3 separate regions of the Mus musculus genome follow, and all the other regions are linked to region 2. Evidence: chromatin loops called from intact Hi-C (ENCODE). Cell type or tissue: gastrocnemius. All regions are shown on one strand.

Region 1 (2,500 bases), 190 kb after region 2:
TCCGAGCCTGTGACCACACAAACTTGAAATGGGGTTGGTCTGGTCTGCAGGGATCTCTCACGGGCTGAGCAGCCTCTTGAACTCAGGGACCCCAGGGAGTACTCTCATGTAAAAGGGAAAGGACACAGACTGACAGTTCCTGAGGGCTACCAGGCTGGCTTGTGGCTGAGAATACTGCTCTCAAGTTTCCTGTGAGCAGGAGGACTGACCAAGGTCTGTTATGTGTTATACTCTTGCAGAGTCCCCAGGGCCAGTTGAAAAGGCAGGGCTCTGCAAGGGGATAACACCCAATGGCAGAGTAACTATTCTTTAGGCACCAAGCACTGTGTATCAAAAAGTCAGATGTTGGGGACCAATTTCCAGTTTCTTCTAACTTCATGGGTGGCAAAGAAACCAGTGCACATCTTTGAATAAAAAGCTGGCTAAGAGTACAGTTTTTGAAAACTTTAACTTTGGACTCTGGTGACTTCTGGTACCAGCATGATTGGAACAGATAAGAAAGACTCCAGTTTAGGTGTGTCGGAGATCCCCCAACTAACAAGCTAAGTTAGCATAGGATAAATGGACATGAAAAAGAGGGGCTCATGGGTGATATGTAGAGGAACCAATGGTTTCTGCTTGGAGGTTTAGTGGCTGATAATGCTGTTAATTTGGGAAGCCAGCTCTTACAAACTCTATGAGACAGGCTTCAAAAACAGAATTTGGTTACAAATTCTAGTTGAGTTACTTGCCATTTTGTAGGCAAAGCACTCTATGCTGTCTTGACTGTTTTTAATTAGTAAAATCTGGAATGAAAATGGCTAATTCATGTTAGTTATTGCCATGAATAAGGCAGTCAATCATTCATAGAGCATTTGTGGTAGGCCAGCCAGTAGTTGGGAACTGGTAACGACTACATAGGGTGTAATTCCTACCATTTGTGGGGTTGTAAAAGGAGCTGGGCCTGCAGAGGATGGGGCATTTCAAGTTAGGCTTGGGAGGAGGGCTCAGGGTGGAGTTAGGTTGGTGTGGTGTCAATTCAGGGTCTTCTGTGTTTTAGAAGAATAGCTCTTTGAAGCACAGATAGGAGTTAGGCTGTAAACAGTTTCAAACTTTTTCACATAGGTACAAACGACAAACATGAATATGACTGATAGACCTTGTTTTTCCCTTTTATTTTAACAATAGCTACTATCTTGAAAAGAGGGGATTAGACTGCAATGACACATTTACTTAGCATGAAGAATTCAACACTGGTATCCAGGCTTTCCCCAACTTTTTGCTTCCCGAGTATTTGGGGGTTTTGGTCTTATACTTGTTGCCTCTGTTGCTTCTTGGTTGCAAGATCATGGTCATAGCATAATGTATCACATCTACATTCAAGATGGAAGAGGGCAAAGGAAAAGGAGAGGAAGCATAAGGAGAGTGAATCTGAAGGATATGAGAATGGTCTAGCACCATTGGCTTCTCTGATAGCCACTTTTCTTTCATCCAAGAAACAAAATGTTTTCCAGAAGATCCAACTGAGCTGACCAGAATCAGATCACATGATCCTGGCCCTCACATTAAGTGTGGGAAGTCAATTTATCTGGTAAGAATACCAGGATTATCCAGTGATGGTTCCCTACCACACAGAGATATTCCAGCAATTGAAATTCTATCAACCTTCCAGTGGTAGCCTCTGTAGATCAGTGGACTTCAAAAACACGAAGAGAGTGGCTATTTTCTAGGGGAAAAGAACTGAAAGGTCATTAAGGAAGAGGAAATTAAGACACTTTTGGTTTCCCATGGCCTGAAGGAGCTCTGATTCTCCTTTTTTCAACTTCTTCCTCTATCATTAGGTAAGTTAGGAAATTTCTCCAAGTAGATGACAATTGAAAAATACTGGTGTTGGTACCTTTAGCAGGAAGCTCAAATGCAAGGGAAGCTAAGAGTCCAGGAAGGAGACCATCACCCAGTCCACCTGGAGCAGGAAGGGGCATGTTCATGGAGATTAGCAGATGGTTCTTTGATGTCCATGCTCCTCCTTATTAAGAAAAATTTTCTAGAACCTTTACAATTCAGTAGAAGTTAAACAGCAATAGCTATCCATAGAAGTTTGATTTCCAAATTTCTTGTTATAAAATGAATTTAAAAAATCATGCGTTTGTGATTTGTGATGTCAGCTTCAGGGATTTAAAAATAGGTTATTATAATAATTGCAAATATATCTATAGTATATAGATTTTTCTTTCCTTAAGAAAAGCAGAAATGGGCTGGTGAGATGGCTCAGCAGGTAAGAGCACCCGACTGCTCTTCCAAAGGTCCTGAGTTCAAATCCCAGCAACCACATGGTGGCTCACAACCATCCATAACAAGATCTGACTCCCTCTTCTGGTGTGTCTGAAGACAGCTACAGTGTACTTACACATAATCAATAAATAAATCTTAAAAAAAAAGAAAAGCAGAAAGTCTGGATATGGTGGCGTATGCTTTTAATCACTGCACTTCAGATACAGAGGAGTCAATGCAGACCTCTGTG
Region 2 (2,500 bases):
GCTTGCAGTAGGCCATTCAGAATGGGCACTGCTCAGGGAATCCCCAAGTCCTTCCCACTCCATGGATTTTGCGCTTGAGGATCCATTTGCTTTTTTAGTGCTGGGATCAAACACATTCTCTACTTTGGGGGCTATGCCCTGTCTAGATGTCACGAGTCTTGGTGTGGTCTAGACAGGGCTGCTTTACAAACTCATGGGTGCTAAGGTGAACTGTTGTCTAGAAGGTCCTCAATTGTATTACTGCTGCCCCTGGGGCAGGGGCTGGGGTGGGGGTGAGGGTGAGGGAGGGGGTTGGGTTGCATTTGGCCTGGATACTTTCCATTCCACAGAGATGTGAAAAAGGAGGCTTCCTGAGTTAAATGTCTAACCCCAAAGTCCTCATTCTTTGGATGTTGCTATTATTCGTTGCCTGCAAGGAGGTATTGATTGCTTTATGTAGACGTAGGCAGAGCTTAGTATTTGAAATATTAGGTGGCCTCAGCTTCCTCTCTGTGTGCCTGTTCTTGTTCCTCTGAAAACATCTCCTTCTACTTCTAGTTTTGGTTCTGGTCTTCCTTCTCTTCTTCATTTGAATCTTTGTTTTCGAGAACAAATTCAGGCTGTGCATGGTGGTGCATGCCTACAGTCTCAGCACTTAGGCTATGGTAGGATGATTGTCAATTTGAAGCCAGCCTGGGCTACATAGCAAGCCCCAGGCAGCTCGAGGTATAAGACCCTCTCTTAGGACAGACAGACAGACAAGCTCCTCATTAGACACAAAAAATAACAAACAAAAGGGAATACAAAATTCAAATGAACCTTTAGTAAAACTCTTCTACGTCAGGCTTTTCCTCGGATTCCCGAAGACACCGCACCACACTGGTTCGTAGCTTACTGTGTTAGGTGGAGTAGCCGCACCACACTGGTTCGTAGCTTACTGTGTTAGGTGGAGTAGCCGCACCACACTGGTTCGTAGCTTACTGTGTTAGGTGGAGTAGGACTGAAACTGTTACTTAACTGCAACTTCCTGATTTTTCTGACTGTCCACTCCATCTGGCCAGTACTGCACACACAGGGCACTTTGGTCAGGAGCCAGCAGAGGGCAGCAGAGGTTCCTTGTTTCAGCTCTGCTTTTTGCTTTGTGCCAGCACTCCTGAGCATCCCCTTTCCTGGCTCAGCCCCCCTCTATTATTTCTCCATTAATATTTAAGGTCAAATCTCAGAACATCTCCCCCGCTCTTACTGGTGTGGAACCTGCCTGGCTATTTAAAATGGAAGCTAATCTAGAGGAGTTAGTTTTGAAACTAAAGGGTTATTAAATCTGAAGATTTCCTACCATGATGGGAATAGCATAGTTCACGTGCTCCATTCCTTAAATGACGGTGATGGGATAGCTGCTGAGACTTGTTAGGGTGGTTGCGCATCTTGAAGACTGAACATCCTTTGTCATCTCAGGGGACTCTCACTCACACTCAGGGGATATCTAACTTCAAAGTGTCAAACCAGTTCCAGCTACATCATATTTATAGGGCCAAGAACAAGAGGAATACCCTTTACTGCCAAATTATTAAGAGTTTAAAACTAGTAACTTTTTTTATTAGATATTTTCTTTATTTACATTTCAAATGTTATCCTGCAACTTCCCTATACCTTCCCCCTGCCCTGCTCCCCTACCCACTTCTTGGCCCTGGCGTTCCCCTGTACTGGTGCATATAAAGTTTGCAAGACCAAGGGGCCTTTCTTCCCAATGATGGCCGACTAGGCCATCTTCTGCTACAGATGCAGCTAGAGACATGAGCTCTGGGGGTACTGGTTAGTTCATATTGTTGTTTCACCTATAGGGTTGCAGACCCCTTCAGCTCCTTGGGTACTTTCTCTAGCTCCTCCACTGGGGGCCCTGTGTTCCATCCTATAGGTGACTGTGAGCGTCCACTTCTGTACTTGCCAGGCACTGGCATAGCCTCACTCAAGACAGCTATATCAGGGTCCTTTCAGCAAAATCTTGCTGGTATATGCAATAGTGTCTGGGTTTGGTGGCTGATTATGGGATGGATCCCCGGGTAGGGTAGTCTCTGGATGGTCCATCCTTTTGTCTTAGCTCCAAACTTTGTCTCTGTAACTCCTTCCATGGGTGTTTTGTTCCCTATTCTAAGGAGGAATGAAGTATCCACACTTTGGTCTTCCTTCTTCTTGATTTTCTTATGTTTTGAAAATTGTATCTAACCAGTAACTGATAGCATCAAACTAAGTACAGGATGCTTCTGAGCTTGTGAAGCCAGCCCTGTCCCAAATTTCATGGGATAGGCTCTTCTTTTTCCTAGACTATGGATTTAATACAAGGGCTTCCCATATCAGGAACCAGGATCCCAAAGAGTGAGAAGACACTTGATAGAAGTGAGATTTTATCTGACAGATGGGTGGTACGTGCTGTTTTAGGCTCTGGCAATTACAGAGAAAACAGAATGAAGTCCCTGCTTTTCATGGGGCTTGCACTCCATTCAGTAGGACAACATGCATGGAC
Region 3 (2,500 bases), 200 kb after region 2:
GACACCATGACACCATGGACAAAAGTTAGGAAGACTTCCCCCTCCACCAGGTAATGCCTTTAAGAGACTCAGACATACCTTTCCTACCCTGATTTCTTTTTAAATAATTATTTTTTATAAAGATCATGTAGTTTCCCTAAGTAAGCATGCTTCTGAATAAATTATTTAATAGAAAAAAATCAATATCAGAATGATATAGGACAGCAAAAGACAAATATTTAAAATAAAACCGTCTAAGTCTTTAAAATTTAATATAGAATTACAAAACAACTTTGAAAAACATTGAAGGCAGAGAAGGGGCAGTGACTTAACAAAGCTTAAACACCTGAAGGCATTCAACCAAAATTCGCGTTGGGGGTGGGGTGGAGAAAGAGAAGAGTAGCTATTAATAGATCTTGCTTAACTTTCATGGGAATTAATAGAGCCACTGACAAGATTTTATTTGGTTGTAACGTACGTCAGCAATGAAACTGAACCCGTAACCACTGATTACTGCAATCCAAGCAACATTTTGACTTCACTTCTTAGTATTCGGTTGTCTGTCCTTCAGCTTTTAAAACTTAACACCTCCTGAGTGCATCAACAACTCACCTCAATGATGTTAAAAATATTTAAAATTAAATTATTTCTTTGGAAGGTATAATACCATCAGATCACTATATTTTAAAGATAAGTAACCCTTTATTGGTTTAAAAAGAATAAACAACATGAAAACAATGCATTGCTATTAAAATAAACACTATATATACATACATACATACATTTTATATATATATATATATATATATGTATATATAGATATATATAGATATAAACTAGTCTTTTGTTGCTGCTTTTCCAGTGTGTTCTCATCCAGCCAGGACTGCAGGTGGAAGATGACATACATCATATTTAAATCAACAGCAGAAATGAGCAGAGTCGTGCACAAGCAAATGAAACATTCCCTTCCAGAACATTCCAGGAGATGTTAAAGCAGCAGGTCACAGCAGAAGACTGCTGAGTGACGGTGCTACCTACTTCTAATGAGATAGGAGTGAATGTTGGAGCCACGCCCACCGCAACACAATCCTCAGACTGCATTCCTCTGGCAGTCCTCTCTCTCCAGCTCCCTACTAAAAAAACGTCAGATGGTAAAATAGTAAGGCAGCTGTTGACTTCTATCAAAAAAAAAAAAAAAAATCTGCAGGTCCATACATTTCCAGTTTAGTCACATTCTGCTAGGACAGATGGAGTAGCCAACGTCGAGAACTTCGCCGGATGGGGCTGCTTCAGCAGAGTTTTAAAAAGTTTTAAAAAGAATCATTATTAAGTTTTGCTTTTCACCATGCTGGGTGCTTCAGCTCTCAGAGGACCCCAAAGACACAAAGCATTGCTGGGGGACGTGAAAGGTCCTCTGGCTGAATTTTCCAAGTTTCATCTCTCTTGTGATCCCATCCCGATCTAAGCGTCCTTGCCTGTGTCTGAGTCGGACTGGGATGTGGACACCAAGGCAGAACTGTGGGCTAACTCTACTAGTTGTCATGACTTCACTGATGAGTCGAAACAGTTATAGCAGTTAAGTAACCATACTGAGTCACATTCAAAATTAAAGTGAGGGACAATGCCATTGTTTAAAAGAAATTGTAAATTGGAATTAGAGAAAACGATATTACTATGATTATGTGTAGAAATTAAGGCTATGCTTACCTGTCCTAATTCCAATCAAGTCAGAAAGTGAACAAAAAGAATGGCCAACCCAATATTCAACAGCATGACCAGGACAATCATGATGGAATTAGGGCCCTAAGGAGAAACAGAACAGAGCAAGCACAACGTTTTCATGTCAGTATGGCTGCTTGACAGAAACCCATCACCAGAACCAATTAGCAGAAATATAAGCATAAAAACATTGTGGCAGAAACTAAGGCATGAAAGATAATCCATAAGGAATGAATTAAGAATAGTAATGCTACATTTACATGGTGTCACCATCTAACTTCCACTTAAAATTAGATTTGAATTAAATTAAAAAAATGGCTTCAAGTTGGGTGAGGTGGCACACACCTTTAACCTTGGCACTCTGAGTCTGAAGTCAACCTGGTCTACATGGTGAGTTCTAGACTAGCAGGGCTACATAATGAGACCCCTCAGTATTTTTTTTTTCTGTAATAATGTACTTTATTCATCTCTCACACTGGGACAGGTCACTGGTAAGGAGCTGGGAGGTAGTGGGATTCCATTGTCCTTAGAAAGTGAAAGAGTCAGAAAAGAAGAGTAGCCCCTCATCAAGGCTGTTAGAAAATAATGAAAGCAGGGGATTTCATTCTTCCAAGGAAGGATTCAGAACACTCGGGGAGGTGCTTTTATTTTAATAGGGTATCATGTAGCCTAGACCAGCCTTGAACTCATTATGTAGGTGAGATGACTCTGAATTTATGATCCTCCTTTCTGGGCTTCCTACTGTGTTGGGATACAGGTATACAATACCATTCCTGGTTTATGCAGCGCAGGGGACTAAATT

What was found. Hi-C counts contacts between places; a loop is a spot of excess contacts. Peaks named below come from ENCODE experiments on the same cell type or tissue, not always from the same donor. Only the 100,000 strongest peaks of a DNase experiment are listed, where the experiment ranks them.
Region 1: it touches region 2 in a loop (2.3-fold over the local background); 3 of 42 quality-filtered maps call a loop at or near these places.
Region 3: it touches region 2 in a loop (4-fold over the local background); 3 of 42 quality-filtered maps call a loop at or near these places.

Annotation. Positions count from the first base shown.
Region 1 is chr1:16,983,544-16,986,043 of GRCm38, forward strand. It overlaps a transcript of Jph1 not described here. Among named protein-coding and RNA genes, the nearest start is that of Gm46085, 110 kb to the right of the region's middle. In gastrocnemius, no CTCF peak of the experiment used is centred here; no DNase peak of the experiment used is centred here; H3K27ac peaks cover 734 bases.
Region 2 is chr1:16,797,441-16,799,940 of GRCm38, forward strand. No RefSeq gene overlaps it. Among named protein-coding and RNA genes, the nearest start is that of Ly96, 110 kb to the left of the region's middle. In gastrocnemius, a CTCF peak has its summit at 1,076 (motif pointing right); a DNase peak (open chromatin) is centred at 1,079; H3K27ac peaks cover 827 bases.
Region 3 is chr1:16,995,778-16,998,277 of GRCm38, forward strand. It overlaps Jph1 (junctophilin 1), which reads right to left. Exons shown (of 5, transcript NM_020604.2): 5 at 1-1,782. The coding sequence ends at 1,702. Among named protein-coding and RNA genes, the nearest start is that of Gm46085, 100 kb to the right of the region's middle. In gastrocnemius, no CTCF peak of the experiment used is centred here; a DNase peak (open chromatin) is centred at 1,036; H3K4me3 peaks cover 742 bases; H3K27ac peaks cover 2,500 bases.